Regions from separate parts of the Homo sapiens genome. Here region 1 is linked to region 2. A link is a loop called in an ENCODE intact Hi-C map of the cell type or tissue named here. Cell type or tissue: Caco-2. All regions are shown on one strand.

Region 1 (8,000 bases), 190 kb before region 2:
TCAGAAAAAAAAGGAGGGGAATATGAGTAAAAACCCTTCAACACTACTAGCACAAGTCTTGTTTACCCTTAATTTTTAAAATTTAGATGATAAATTTCAATCAACCATAAAAAAGCATTTTACTAAAGCCCCTCAAAACATAAAACTTGTGGTTTTATGGAAAGATGTAAATATTAATGTATGGTGTGGTCCAAATGAGTTGCTAACATGGGGAAGAGGATATGCTGTGTTCACACCCCCTCAGGTCCTCTTTGGATTCCAGCACAATGCATAAAACCATCCATGGCATGCTAGGACCCAACCCAGTACCAGAAATGAAGGAAATGTCCCTACAGGACCCGCAGTCCCAGACGATGCAGCTTCCTCAGACAACACAATCCCCAGACATTACCTGTGGGATGCTGAAGACAGCTCAGGAGGCTGAGTGAATCCTGCTCTGGACACAGACACCATTCACTCCAGATAATTTGTTCCTTGATATACTTTCTGTTGTACATTGCAACTCTCATAGGGTAATAAACCTTCTTATTCTCTCACTCTGCCTGCAACCCGCAACTGTTACTCTATGGGCTTATCTCTTAGATCTGCCTTTCTTCCCCTCTGTTACTTGGGCAGACACCTCCTTCCCAGCCTCTAATAACATAACTGCTTGGCTAGGAGGGATTGACTTACCCCCAGTGGGGTCTCTCATTAATGGCACACATTGGACTAAGGTGCCAGGTAACACTATATATCGCTCCACTATCCTCCCGCTGTGTGTAAGTTATAAAAGTTCTAACCTTTATTGTGTGCCCGCCCAAACACAATTATGGCTACATCATGGCAAAGGAAATGCCTTAACATTCTTGGTTGCAGGTAGCCTCAAACCAGGCAACACTACCAATGCCACCTTCCCAAACATTCCTCCCTGTGCTAAAGAACAAAGCCGGAAAAGTAATGGATTCCACTTTAGTTGGGAGGTCTGTCACGGAGGACAAGCCCGTAGCCTCCAGTTAGGCAATTATAACATCTTAGACTGGAGCCACCATGGCCATTTTGAAGGGGGCCTGCCCCTCCACACCTGTGGGTATTTCTTGCAAGGTGGAGATGAGAGACTGAGAAAAGAAATAAGACAGAGACAAAGTATAGAGGAAGAAAAGTGGGCCCAGGGGACCGGCGCTCAGCAAGTGAGGACCTGCACTGGCACTGGTCTCTGAGTTCCCTCAGTATTTATTGATCATTATCTCTACTATTCTGGCAAGGGGGATGTGGCAGAACTATAGGGTCATGGTGGGGAGAGGGTTAGCAGGAAAACATGTGAGCAAAGGACTCTTTGTCATAAATAAGTTTAAGGAAAGGTGCTGTGACTTGATGTGCATGTAGGCCAGATTTATGTTTGACTTTACACAAACATCTCAATGCAGTAAAGAGCAGTATTTCTGCCAGCATGTCTCACCTCCAGTCATAAGGTGGTTTTCTCCTATCTCAGTAAATAGAATGTACAATTGGGTTTTACACCGAGACATTTCATTCCCAGGGATGAGCAGGAGACAGATGCCTTCCTCTTATCTCAACTGCAAAGAGGCCTTCCTCTTTCACTAATCCTCCTCAGCACAGACCCTTTACGGGTGTCAGGCTGGGGGATGATCAGGTCTTTCCCTTCCCATGAGGCCATATCTCAGGCTGTCTCAGTAGGGGGAAACCTTGGACAATACCCAGGCTTTCTTGGGCAGAGGTCCCTGTGGCCTTCCGCAGTGCATTGTGTCCCTGGGTACTTGAGAATGGAGAATGGCGATGACTTTTACCAAGCATACTGCCTGCAAACACAATTTTAACAAAGCACATCCTGCACAGCCCTAAATCCATTAAACCTTGAGTCAATACAACACATGTTTCTGCGAGCACAGGGTTGGGGCTAGGTTTACAGATTAACAGCATCTCAAGGCAGAAAAATTTTTCTTAGTACAGATCAAAATGAAGTTTCTTATGCCTGTCTTTTTCTACATAGACACAGTAACAGTCTGATCTCTCTTTCTTTCCCCCACACATTTGCAGGGTTACCATACTGATGTCCACATCCATTGTGGCATCAATCAGTTTCATAGTCACATCCCATTCCCCTGTGATTTGGGCCAATGGGGAGAGGAGATATCCCAGACCCCAAGTAAAGTCCATGCCACCCCAAGACACTTTATGGTGCCTAGGACATCTTAGCACCTCCCTTAACACCTGGCATGGGACATATCGTAATTCCAGTAACAATTATATTACGAACGTTATTCATAATCACACAGATCAGTGCCTGATTTGCACTACCCATCCATATGTTTTCCTTATGGGAGCTAATATTTCCATTACACCCCAAAACTCCAAGTTTGTGACCTGAGTGCAGGGACAGGCTTGGTTCACCTCATGTATCACTAATTACAGTATATCTAGTTAAAATATTACTAGTGTCATGGTATTAAGGAGAAAATCTGAGGCATTCCTACCAGTCAATTTGACACATGATTGGCAAGGTTCCTCTGCCCTTGCCATCTTAGAATGTGCCCTGTCCTAGGTGAGACCCAAAAGATTCATGGGCACACTTATAGCCTTTAAAATCTCAGCCATAGTCATCTTGGCAACTGCTATTGTTGCTGTGGCCTGTATTACTGAATCAGTACAAATAGCTACCTTTATAGATAACTTGGCCAAAAATGTGTCTAATGAATTCTCTTACAGCAGGGTATAGATCAAAAGATTCTTGCATGCCTGCAAGCCCTTGAAGCTGCCTTGGAATATGTAGGGGAGCAACAAGATGCACTGGCATTCTGACAGCAACTAAACTGTGACTGGGAGCATAAGCATATCTGTGTCACCTCTCTATCTTGGAATCAATCAATATGTAGTTGGGATGAGGTGAAACAACACCTCTGGGGAAACTGATAATTTAACAGCAGACGTAAGGCAACTTAAACTAAAATTCTAGAATCCCTAATCGCCGTAGATCTACATGCCCAACAAACAGCCACATGGAATGATGTGCAAGGACATCTCTCCTGGATAGACCCCCCACTCCTGGGGGGGGTCACTTCTTGATTGGAAAAGAATGATACTGATTATACTCATTTTTGTCTTATGTTATTTACTAATTCTAGGATGCAAAGCTGGAATACGAGTTATAACCACTGCGCCTGACAAACCTGTTGCTGCATGCGTCTGTACTCTTCAATCAACAAAACCTGATGCAAAAAACAGAAAAGGGGGAGATGTAGGAGATTGGTCAGGATTGTGGGAGAAATTATAGGAAAAGATGCAAACCTTCTTGGAAGGCCGGGGGTTTTGCAAAGCTTCAGGGAAGAATGAGCTGAAGGCAGCTGTTCTTACCCAGGGGCAAAGGGCGTAGATACAAAGGAATGTAGAGGAGTTTATCTAAATAGCTTGTTTACTCATGTTGTCCTAAAACCGGCCTTTGATCTTTCGTGTGCAGGACTGCTCTCTACTCAGCGGGGTTGACAATGTTTATTATCACAAATTGTGTTTGCTCCAAGCCTTTGTCATTAAATCTGTACTAAATAAATATGAGTGTAGCCGGCTTATCAGGGCTGCACTCTCTTGGCTGCTGGACTCTCATCTGCAGTGCTGAGCCATGTGGTTCCCTAGCTGTGCAGTCAGGCAAAATACCCGTGTCCACATACTTCTTTCATCCGTCGCTCAACCAGAGTCTTTGGGACAGACTCAGCAATGCTGGAGAGGATGTGGAGAAATAGGAATGCTTTTACACTGTTGGTGGGAGTGTAAATTAGTTCAACCATTCTGGAAGACAGTGTGGTGACTCCTCAAGGATCTAGAACCAGAAATACCATTTGACTCAACAATCCCATTACTGGGTATATACCCAAAGGATTATAAATCATTCTACTATAAAGAAACATGCATATGTATGTTTATTGTAGCACTAGTCACAATAGCAAAGACTTGGAACCAACCCAAATGCCCATCAATGGTGGACTGGATAAAGAAAATATGGCACATATACACCATGGAATACTATGCAGCCATAAAAAAGAATGAGTTCATGTCCTTTGCAGGGACATGGATTAAGCTGGAAACCATCATTCTCAGCAAACTAACACAGGAACAGAAAACCAGACACCACATGTTCTCACTCATAAGCTGGAGTTGAACAATGAGAACATATGGGCACAAGGGGGGAACATCATACACTGGGGCCTGTCAGGGGTGGGGGTCAAGGGGAGGGATAGCACTAGGAGAAATACCTAATGTCAATGATGGGTTGATGGATGCAGCACACCACCATGGTACATGTATACCTATGTAACAAACCTGCACATTCTGCACATGTATCCCAGAACTTAAAGTATAATAAAAAATAAAAATGTATATATTTTTTCATCTTTGGTAGTAGCAGAAGGGGAAGAACACTTAAAGGATCTGCAGAATAAGGGATGCTGAAGTGGGTGATAAAAAATTGATTGAACTTATCTTGGTGAGCTATTTGACATTATATGCTAAAAATATCCATATACTCTGGTCTACTATCCTTTATTCTAGGAATTTATTATAAATAAATAATCAGAGAAGCATAGAAAGATTTATGCACAAGGAGGTGCATTCATAGCAGAATTACTTATAATCATAAAACAACAATTATTTGAATCCCAACAATGGATGAATGGCTTAATAAATTATGATGCAACAAAATCATTTTTCAAAAGATTATTAATAACAAAGAGACAGGCCTAAAAAGCAGAATCAGCACTCAACTCTGTTTTTAGTTTTCTATTTAGGTTCAAATTTTAAAATATTATGTTTTTATATAATCTATATCTTTATATAAAAACCCACAAAGAAATGCATCAACATATTACTAGTTGTTATATTTAGGTGGTGGAATTATGGGTGACTGTTTTCTTCTGTACACTAAAAGAAGCATTTTTTTAATATTAAGAAAACAAATATAAAAATAAGCTACAAGGAAGAATGAATAATTACTCTTTGTGTTTCTCTGTGGAATGAATTAGTTGGACAAAAAAGGTGGGTAATGGGAGTGAGAGGGGGATGACTACAATCTGCCTAACATGCCCCAGCTGAATGTTTGTTTTAATAAATTTGTTACTTGAAAGCATGCAGCTTCTTTTTTTATTGCCCCACTTTATGAGGGCCGATTTATTGTTTAGCTTGTAATGAGTACCATATTTGGTCGTAGTCACTTGAATGTTTCAAAGTTTACATTTTGGAACAATCAGTCTTATTTTAAAAAGGATAGAATAGAATAAAGAATGAATGTATGCAGCTTTATGCTTCAAATAAATAAAAATCAGTTCTGACAATGTAAGAACATTCTCTGCTCCTCTAATTCCCACTTTGTTTTGATAAGTTAATTCTCAGATACTGTATGTTAAATAAAGATATTCTATGATAATTCACTAACTAAACAATGTTAAAGGTTAAACCTCATTAGTTTACCAGATAAATTTTAGGTCTGTTGTTAATTATGGAAAAATACTCTTTCCTTTTTAAGGTGATGATTTGAATGACACGTCATCTAAGGAGGCAAATTCCCAAAGAGAGTCTGTCACATTCAAGGATATAGAAAAGAGGTCAGTTACATTCCTTCAGAAAACATGTTTTAATAACCATTAGGTGCCAGACCCTCAAATATGCACAGGATTACTTCTCAATAAATCAATACTTTTGTATTTTCATAGTATCAGAATCCACTTAAATTTATTTTATTCCAACTTAGAGTTCTTTGTATAGCTAATATAAGATCACCAGATTTATGCTGCATTTTGAAGTAATATGCATTATAGGAATACATTTGTCCAGCCTCTATACATACTTGAGAAAGGAATAAAATTGAAATGAATTTATTGCATGAATCTGCCATTTATGAACTGTGAGATGTTCAGTTAGTTGCTAAATGTTTTTAAGCTTTAATTTTTTTCATTTATAAAACTGGAATAATAATGTGATATGTTAGGTATCCAGAATAGAGCCTAGCACATAGTAAGAGCAATGTAAATTATTAGTTGTACATCTATTCAGCCATTTTGTAGGATAGAAGAGTCACTGTTGGGCATCTTATTATGAGTCCTTAAAACATTCATGTCACATTTGCTTTCGAATGATAAAACATTCACTTGTGGTTTCTACTCTGCCTGTCAGTTCTGCCTTAAAATCCACTCACTTATCTACGTCTTGATTATGGCATTCTAACCCAAACCTCCATCATTTCTTGCCTATACTGTTTGTAATAGCTTCCTAATTGGTTTCCCCAATTTTTTCCTGCTCATTCTCAATGTAACAACAAGAAATTAAATTTTTATTAAATAGTGAATAGCCAAAAAGAGCATTTATAAAATATGTATAAGATATAAATAACAATACCATAATCACTCATATATATACCAGTCAGCCATAGAAAAAGCATATTATTTTATTTTTGAAGTCCTCTGTATTCTCTCCTAGATCTCAGGGTATCCTATCATCTGAGATAACTACTATTCTGGATTTTGTACTTATTAATATGTTTCAAAATAATATTTTTTAGCTTTGTGTGTTTTTAACTTTAAATAAATGAAATCATCCTGTATGATCTTCTGCCACTTGCATCTTTTGTTCAACATTACATGTTTAGTTCATTGTGCATATAGCTATTCTTATTTCTTTTCACTGCTACCTACTAGTCCATTGTCATTATATATATAAACTGTGATATATATATATACACACACACACACACACACGTGTATCACAGGTTATTTATCGATTGGTAAACATTTAGATTTTCAATTTTGTTATTAACAATAGTAATATGATTAATGTGCTTGTACATGTCTCTTGGTACTTATATGCAATAGTCAATCTTTTTAAAACATAATTTAAAATATTTATTTTCTCTTTTGTAGTGATTTAAGACTTCCCATTACTCTCAAAGTGGAAGAAAAAAAATCTTGGTACAGCCTAAAAATGTCCTGCCTACCTTTCCAGATTCATCTCCTAATCTCTTGCTCTGATTGTGCTTCAGTGACACTTGCTTTTTCTTCAGTTTCTCAAACAAGCCATGATCCTTTGACCTTATGGTCTTGGCACACGTATTCCTTCTGCCCAAGATGTTCTTTCTCCTGTATTTTGCCAAATATCACCGATTCTTTGGTCTCAATTAAATGGTTACTTCTTCAAAGATACCTTCCCTGACTCCCACATCTAAACTAGTTATCCCTACTATTATTCTTCATGCAGTGCTTGATTCTTATTTTAAGTTCAGGGGTACATGCACAGGATGTGCAGGTTTGTTACATAGGTAAATGTGTGCCATGGTGGTTTGCTGCACAGATCATGCCATCACCTAGGTATTAAGCCCAGCATTCATTAGCTATTTTTCCTGATGCCCTTCCTCCCCTGACCACCACCCCAACAGTCCCCAGTGTGTGTTGTTCCCCTGCCCATGTGTCCATGTGTTCTCATCCTTCAGCTCCAACTTATAAGTGAGAACATGTAGTGTTTGGTTTTCTGTTCCTGCATTAGTTTGCTGAGGATAAGGGCTTCCAGCTCCAACCATGTCCCTGCAAAGGACATGATCTCATTCCTTTTTATGGCTGCATAGTATTCCATGGTGTATATGTACCACATTTTCTCTATCCAGTCTATCATTGATGGGCATTTAGGTTGATTCCATATCTTTGCTATTGTGAATTGTGCTGCAGTGAACATATGTGTGCGTGTACCTTTATAATAGAATGATTTATATTCTTCTGGGTATATACCCAGTAATGGGATTGCTGGGTCAAATGGTATTTCTGCCTCTAGGTCTTTGAGGAATCACTACACAGTCTTCCACAATGGTTGAACTAATTTACACTCCCACCAACAGTGTAAAAGCATTCCTTTTTCTTTGCAACCTTGACAGCATCTGTTGTTTTTTGACTTTTTAATAATCACCATTCTGACTGGCATGTGATGGTAGCTCGTTGTGGTTTTGATTTGCATGTCTCTAATGATCAGTGATGTTG
Region 2 (8,000 bases):
GAGTGACTGCAGACAGAGTAGATGCTGCGTAAGTCTCTAAACAAAGTATCCAAAGTTAAAAAATGAAGAATTGAAAGGATAAAAAGTTCAACCATTACAATACATAATGTAATTCTCAAGAAAAGGAAAACACTCTACTCCGTCTTGTCAAATGGAAAATCATTCAAGGATGACTACAAAATAGATCTGTACTTTGCCAAAGTCTTCAAATGACAAAGCTGGACTGAAGCACTCAGCACATGCTCTTACAGTGCGAGATGCCGGACCCACAGGGAGCAAGGTCTATCCATTTATTGAGCTGCCCAGCAAGCTCACAACTCATCCATCCAGCACTCACATATGAATGAGCACCCACTACATGCCCATCTTCCTAGCACCAAGAGTGTCACAATGAACATAGCCAAGTCCTAGCCCATGAAGCCACATTCTAGTGGAGAGACCCTAATGAAGAGACAAATACACTGATGTGTGGAGGCACAAATGTCAGACAGAAAAACAAAACAGAGCAGGGGAGAGAAAGGGACCTGAAGGCTTCTCTCAGCAGAAGACAGATGGAGGTGAAGATGCAGGTGTCAGACGTTTGGGGGTAAGTTCTCCAGGCAAAGGCCCAGGAAGTGTGTGTGACGAATATTCAAGGGACAACCCAGAGGACATGAGCAAGGACAAGAGCAGCTCACGCAGCAGGAGTGGCCTGGATGCCCACATCCGTGTAACACCTCAGGTGATAAAATCCTAGACAAGTGCAATGATTTCTAACAGTGATGAGCACTATTAAGAAAATAAAACTGGAGAGTGGACAAGAGTGACTAAGAGGCTATGTTACTTTAATGGCATAATTTATACAAGTTGGCTACAGGTATAAACAGTTGCTCTTCCAACTACTAAGAAATAATTTATCACTTACTACTCTGGTCTAATCAGCTTTAACAAAGAGTTTAACACTTAGAAGTTTAAGCTATCAAATCATCAATTTGAGTCTTAAAAAAAGAAAATCACCATTTAATCTATACTTGAGTCTTCTTCCATCAATAAGAGGCGTTCCTTCTACAACCTTAAAAGAAAAAAAATTTACAAATTTACTAAGCACATCACCATCATATATACATATATACACACACACATATATATATTCTAGTATCACTTAATTTTCAACACGCCCAAGAAGGAAGATATCTTGTAACATGGAAATTTAGTAATATGTTTCAAAAACCCTAGTGGCAAGCCCTTTAATGACGCAATTCCACCTTCAGGAATTTATCTTAAATACAAATTCAGTAATGACTTCCTAGTGTAGGACCAAGCAACTGCAACAGCCACGCTCCCTGCCACACTCCTGTGTACCACCACCTCAAGACTAAATGTGCTTAAATACCTTTATATCTAGTGGATCCCTAGCTCAAACATCTACCAATGGCTACCATACTCTTACAAAGTAACAGTATGATTCCATTGTCTTCCATTTGTGGGGTCCTTTTCAATTGGGCTCTACCCTGTTTATCCACTCTACTATGACCCAAGTGCTATTTGATGACGCATACTCATATGCTTACTTGCTCTGCTATATATTATATATATATTGCCCATCCAGTTATTTAACCATTTCATGTGATTCTTTTATCTGCAATAAGAGACTGTGAGAAACCAGGTGTGGTGACTCATGCCTGTAATCCCAGCACTTTGAGAGGTCAAGGTGGGAGGATCACTTGAGTCCAGGAGTTGGAGACCAGCCTGGGCAACATGGTGAAATCCCCTCTCTACAAAAATACAAAATACAAAAACTAGCCAAGCCTGGTGGCACGCGCCTGTGGTCCCAGCTACTCGGGAGGCTGAAGTGGGAAGATGACTTCAGCCCAGGAGGAGGTTGCAGATTGCACCACTGCACTCCAGCCTGGGCAACAGAGCAAGACCCTGTCTCAAGAAAAAAAAAAAAAAAGAGAGAGAGAGAGAGAGACTGTGAGCACGCATCATGCATCAGAACCATCTCCTCTCTTCATTCGGCATCACTCACAGCATTCAGCACAGAGATACCCACAGGCATGGTACCCAATAGAACTGGCTCAGTAAAAAGTCCACTTGCTCAATGCAGCCACGTTTTACCCCACAAAATAACTATTCAGAAATGTAGCAATTCATTTCAAACTGTAAAATATAAATATAGTATCATTTGCTCTGGGCTAAACTACTTTATCTTATCATTAGCTACAGATTTCATTAGCTAGCATTCCTCCTCTCCCAAGAGAAACGTAAAAGCTGTTTGAGATCACAGGATTAGTAAAATGCCACATGCTAATTTCAGATGATCCTTATCTATTAAAGGAGTCTAGTAAATGCTGTGTTAGGCTTTAATCTGTGAATATATAGATCCAAATATACAGTCAGCCCTCCGTATCGACGGGATCCACATCCATGGATTCAACCAACCAGATCCAAAATATTTCGGAAAAAATTGCATCTGAGCTGAATATGTACAGACTTCTTTTTCTTGTCCTTATTCCCTAATACAGTATGATAACTATTTACATGGCACTTACGTTGTATTAGGTATTATAAGCAACCTAAAGGCAACAAAGTATACAAGGAAGATGCACACAGGTTATATGCAAATACTATACTATTTCTTATCAGGGCCTTCAGCATCCTCAGATTTTGGTATGTACAGGAGGTCCTGGAACCACTCCCCAAGGATATCAAGGGATGACTGCATAATATTAATATATATTTTAATATATATGCTTTTAGTCACTTTAGTCTATGAGTATATACATATATGACTTTAAACACCAAAACTGCTTTCCTTGATACTCTGAAATCACCTTACCCTAAATGAATCTGAATTTAACTGTAGAGGCTTACTGTAGAAATGACTGAAGGTCTTTATCACAAAAATCCTTGCTAGAGCCACTAAAGTTATGGTCTCACTCCACAGTATTAAGCCTGCAGCTCTACCCTCCTATCACTGGCATTCACCAGTAAAACCGATCCTTTGGTTTACAGACAGTTGGCAAACTTGCAAAGCCCTAAGAATAAGATCTTTAAATAAATTATTTATTACTTAGGGAATCTCATGTTTCTTTAAATATATCCAAGTAAAGGATTCTACTGAAAGAAGAAAAAACTACACTTAGCAATGGAGAGACAAATTTTAAAGATATTGCAGGAATCTGAAAACAACGTAAAATGTTCTTGACAACAAGCTTCTGAAAGAGATGAAAATTAGAAACTTTTCATACTTTTTTAAAGTAAAAGATGTAGACTAAAGTCCATCGAGCCCAGTAGCCTATCAATTAATCATTTAAAATGCTGCATCTGAAATGACACATACTAAGAGTGAATTTTTTTTCCATAGCAACCTCCACTGAGAGTCGGCTACTTTGCAAAATAGCCTATTCTTTTCTATTTGGTTTGAAAAGTTACACAAGAAATCTCAATCAGATTTTTTTTTAAGTTCCTCCTAATAAGCAAGTGTTATACAGACAGCACAAGAGAAATGGCTTCATGAACTAAGTTTTGGGAATTATGACCAACAACAGCCTTTAACCTTTAAACTACTCTAAGGCTGGGCAGCATGGCACAGGCCTGTGGTCCCAGCGACTCAGGAGGCTGCGGCAAGAGGATCACTTGATCCCAGAAATTGGAGACCCGCCTGGACAATATAGTGAGACCTCATCTTATTAAAACAAAACAGAATTACCATAAACGTACCTTTCCAATTGGCAGTAGGTAGAACAGGACTTGAATCAAAAACCACAGGAGGTAGACCCCAAATACTCTGGTTTCCCATAACTCATACAAAGCTGGCAAAGGAGGAGGGAAATTCAGAAGACTGGGATCTTTCTGTTTACACATCAACAGCAACAGGAAGAGGAACACAGGCAGGCCAAACATGATGAGAAACACACCTGCAAACAATTCATGAACATTCGAGGCTCAAATTTCAATCTGGTTTATTTATTTAAGAATCATGTTAGATTTGTTAAGATCAGAACTCGTTATCTGGCTAACTGTCTGAAACCAATTTCTAATGTACCATCAAAAACTCCCATCTCTACCTGTCACCTCTGGTGGCCTGGCAACCATGGGCATCAAAGTAGTAAAAAAAATAAATAAATAAAAATAAAAAAAAAAAGAAAGAGGTCCAACATTGAATAGCTACACCCACCTCAGAAACCAAGCTCTAAAACATTTGACCTCCAACCACTAAGGAGCGAATGTGTTGAAACTCCAGCAAACTGAAGATCAGAACATCTAAAAATTATCAGCCTAATCTTAACAAAAAACTTTATATTCCTCAGTTTCTAACAATTAAAATAGTGTCACGTTCATGTAATGTGTGCAGATTTTAAGTGATGCTGGACAGCATCTGTAACAGGCCAGCTAGCCAAAGGTTATAACAAAATACAAAGCAATTAAGCCATGCAGGATTTTGAGCCATTTAGACAAGAAGTCTTTTCTTTTACTAGCTCATAAAATTTCATCAGTTCCACCCACTTAGTAACTCCAAAACTCTGCACACTTCAGATCTTTGACCCTCACAATCAACCCGCCTAGCAGGTAGGGCAGCCTCCGGGATCCCATTTTATGCAGGCAGCTGAGGCCCACTGCTGGCCCCTGCCGCCTCAGGTCTGACTATTAGCAGAGCTCTCTGTCCCTGATAAGTAACCATCTATGCTATACAAACTCCCAGATCAACCTTCCTTTATCACTTCTTTGTACTTCTGTGCTCAAAACCTCTGAACAGACTGCTAAAAGTTTTAAACACAGCTACAATGGCATCCTTTCTACTCCATAATCCCTCAAAATGCTCCCACCTCAAGCCTTTGCACCCACTGTTCCTTCTCTGGAAGGCTCTTCCACAGGTTCCCACCAGGCTCATTACCTTGCCTGCCTCAGATGTCTTCAGAGAGGCCTTTCCAGTTCACCTTGTGGCAACCACCCCTAGCTCACCCCACCTGCCCTCTCTGGGCCCAGCTCTGAGGCCTACCAGGTACTCCTCCAAACTCCAAGTCCTTTGCCCGGATGGGGGTCACTTCAAAGGTTCTCACTGCCAGTTCTTTTGCAACGTATTTTTCTTCCTTAGAATCTATTTCTTTTAATTTGACTTCTTCTCTTCTTGGACGAAGGCTATACTGTGTTGCTATGTAACTGCTTTCTTGTGACAAACTGAATTTTTCCTAAATGAAAAATTTAAAAATTAAATATCTGCAGTGAACAATTACCATTAATGCTACTGCATTAACTATTTCAGCATCTCAATACAGCTATACACTAGTAAGAATAAATTTGTGAAATTATATTCAGTCTTAATTTAAGGACAGAATTTTAGAACAGGTTATAAAATATTACAATTTTCAATGTGCTTCTCAAGGGAGAGTCACTTTTAACCAAAAAAAAGAAAAAAAAAAACAACCAAGATGAAAGGGAACACTTTCCCACCTGTGTATTTTTATGAGGTGCGTCATTTCTCTCAATATGCTCAGGCTCCCCATTATATCTGCTGATGCTATTTCCAAATGGCTTCTAAATTGAAGAATATAAACATTTAATCAAAAGAACTGTAACTTATTAAAAAGAAACATGATGGTAAAAACTTACTGTTTTGGAATCAAGCAATAAAACAGATTTTTCACAGCCTTAATTCTGACGAATTTAACCCTCATTTTGTTAAAAATGAAAAGGAATAAAACTGACTAGAATTTCCCAGTCTCTGAAATATTGGATAGATTTCTACATAAAATCTTTCATCTGGCCAGGCACGGTGGCTCACACCTGTAATCCCAGCACTTTGGGAGGCCAAGGCGGGTGGATCACCTGAGGTCAGGAGTTCAAGACCAGCCTGGCCAACATGGTGAAACCCTGTCTCTACTAAAAATACAAAAAAATTAGCCACGCACGGTAGCGGGCACCTGTAATTCCAGCTACTTCGGAAGCTGAGGCAGGAAAATCTCTTGAACCCGGAGACGGAGGTTGCATTGAGCCAAGACCGCGCCATTGCACTCCAGCCTGGGCAACAAGAATGAAACTCCGCCTCAAAAAAAAAAAAAACAACTTTGATCTTTCACGTAATCAGACTGAATGTCATAATTTCATTGATAGATTTTAGGGGTATTTACTATGAAAGGCAGAGAAAGTAAAAATTGGTAAATTAGTTCATTAACTGGATAAAAAACAAAAGACATTCAAAAAGACATTCACTGCTCCAAAATAGCCCATAATGGAAAACTAAGAAATAGTGGGTACTTATGCAACACACAGTAGGCCCAAGGCACTACCAGGTAAGAGGCAAAGCTTCTGTGGTTCTTGTGACACCAGGACTGTAAGATTACACTGTAAAAATATAGCAGTCACTAAATATTAAAAATGAAAGGATAACAAAGTATCACACAGCATCTGTTCCTGGAGTCCCGGGGTGGTAAAGAGAGCCACTAATAGTTAAAATGTTCTAATTCAAAATATAAGTTAGAACAGTAAGTTGAAAATGTCTGACAGCCACATTCTCCAAAAAAAAAAAAAAAAATTATAATACTCAGAATGAGAAACTGAGCATTCATACACTGATACTACTATAAACTTTCTTGATGCAATCTGGCAATATGTATTAAAAGCCTCAAATCTGCACCATACAGCTGACCTAGCAGTTCCACTTGTAAGAATCCATCCTAAGGAAATAATCAGATGTTACATAAAAATACTTGTTTGTAATAGTGAAAATATGGAAGGAAAAACACTAAATGTCTATCATTGACAGAGCTGACTTTAACGATTAAGTTACATGTATACAATTTACCATATATCCATACTATAGAATACAACAACAAAAATGATGTAGAAAAATACACTCTGAAAGGTTATCCCAATATTTTAAAATGTCTTAAAGCTGACTACTGAGCAGTATGTATATAATCCAGTTTTTAAAGTTTATTAAAAGTCTGTTGCCGGGCGCAGTGGCTCACGCCTGTAATCCCAGCACTTTGGGAGGCCGAGGCGGGTGGATCACGAGGTCAGGAAATCGAGACCATCCTGGCTAACACGGTGAAACCCTGTCTCTACTAAAAATACAAAAAATCAGCCAGGCATGGTGGTGGGCGCCTGTAGTCCCAGCTACTCGGTAGGCTGAGGCAGGAGAATGGCGTGAACCCAGGAGGCGGAGCTTGCAGTGAGCTGAGATTGCGCCACTGCGCTCCAGCCTGGGTGACAGAGCAAGACTCTGTCTCAAAGTCTGTGTGCCTTCTATCCAGAAAAGAGGTTAACATTAAGTGAATAGAAGATTACTTTTATTCTTTTTACTTAACATACTTTGTCTTTGGTCTACTATCTAAAATACTATTTGTACAAGATCTACAGGCTCCATGCACCCTGATATTTCAAAGCTTACATCTTGAAAGTAATTCCACTAAAATCATCTTTGAATAGGTAAAGTGATAAAGTATAATGATGCTAAGAGTAAGAATGTTTCCGTAATACAGGTTTGTCTTACCATTTCATACATGATATGAACTTTTATACACTGTAAAAACCTTACGCAGTTCAATCTACAAGCTACATCTATTTCAAATTTGAACGCTGCTTTTTTAAAAACTAAAATATTAAATAGCATTTCTGGTAACTGAAGGACATTCTTTTCCATTGATATTTAAAACTTTCTATTCCAAACATTTGTTTTATATGAAAACTCCCAAAGTCATCAACTTAGATTTGATGTTTCAGTGACATTTTAATATTATTAACTGCAAGTAACTTGAGTAAATATATACATAAAGCGGAAGACAAAAGGCTGTATAAGGATAAACACAAGTACCAGAATCAGCGGAGTCAATTTAACTTCCACTTCCCTCCTTGCTTCCTTAATGTCGGCCTGGTGGGAAGCAGAAGCAGATCGGCGGGCACTTTTAGGTGGTCGACCAGGGGATCGGGAGCGTGACCTTGATCGACTCCCTCGGCGTCTGGAAGGGGAACTGGAAGTTGAGCCACCTTTCCTTTGCCTAAAGGAAGTTAAAGGCTAG

What was found. Hi-C counts contacts between places; a loop is a spot of excess contacts. Peaks named below come from ENCODE experiments on the same cell type or tissue, not always from the same donor. Only the 100,000 strongest peaks of a DNase experiment are listed, where the experiment ranks them.
Region 1: it touches region 2 in a loop (5-fold over the local background); 1 of 110 quality-filtered maps calls a loop at or near these places.

What each region holds. Positions count from the first base shown.
Region 1 is chr1:225,225,567-225,233,566 of GRCh38, forward strand. It overlaps DNAH14 (dynein axonemal heavy chain 14), which reads left to right. Exons shown (of 86, transcript NM_001367479.1): 42 at 5,507-5,585. Among named protein-coding and RNA genes, the nearest start is that of LBR, 200 kb to the right of the region's middle. In Caco-2, no CTCF peak of the experiment used is centred here; DNase peaks (open chromatin) are centred at 1,795 and 3,505.
Region 2 is chr1:225,414,282-225,422,281 of GRCh38, forward strand. It overlaps LBR (lamin B receptor), which reads right to left. Exons shown (of 14, transcript NM_002296.4): 3 at 7,796-7,996; 4 at 5,434-5,517; 5 at 4,982-5,171; 6 at 3,703-3,899; 7 at 997-1,051. Among named protein-coding and RNA genes, the nearest start is that of LBR, 9.8 kb to the right of the region's middle. RefSeq lists an enhancer at 170-339. In Caco-2, no CTCF peak of the experiment used is centred here; DNase peaks (open chromatin) are centred at 4,580 and 4,926.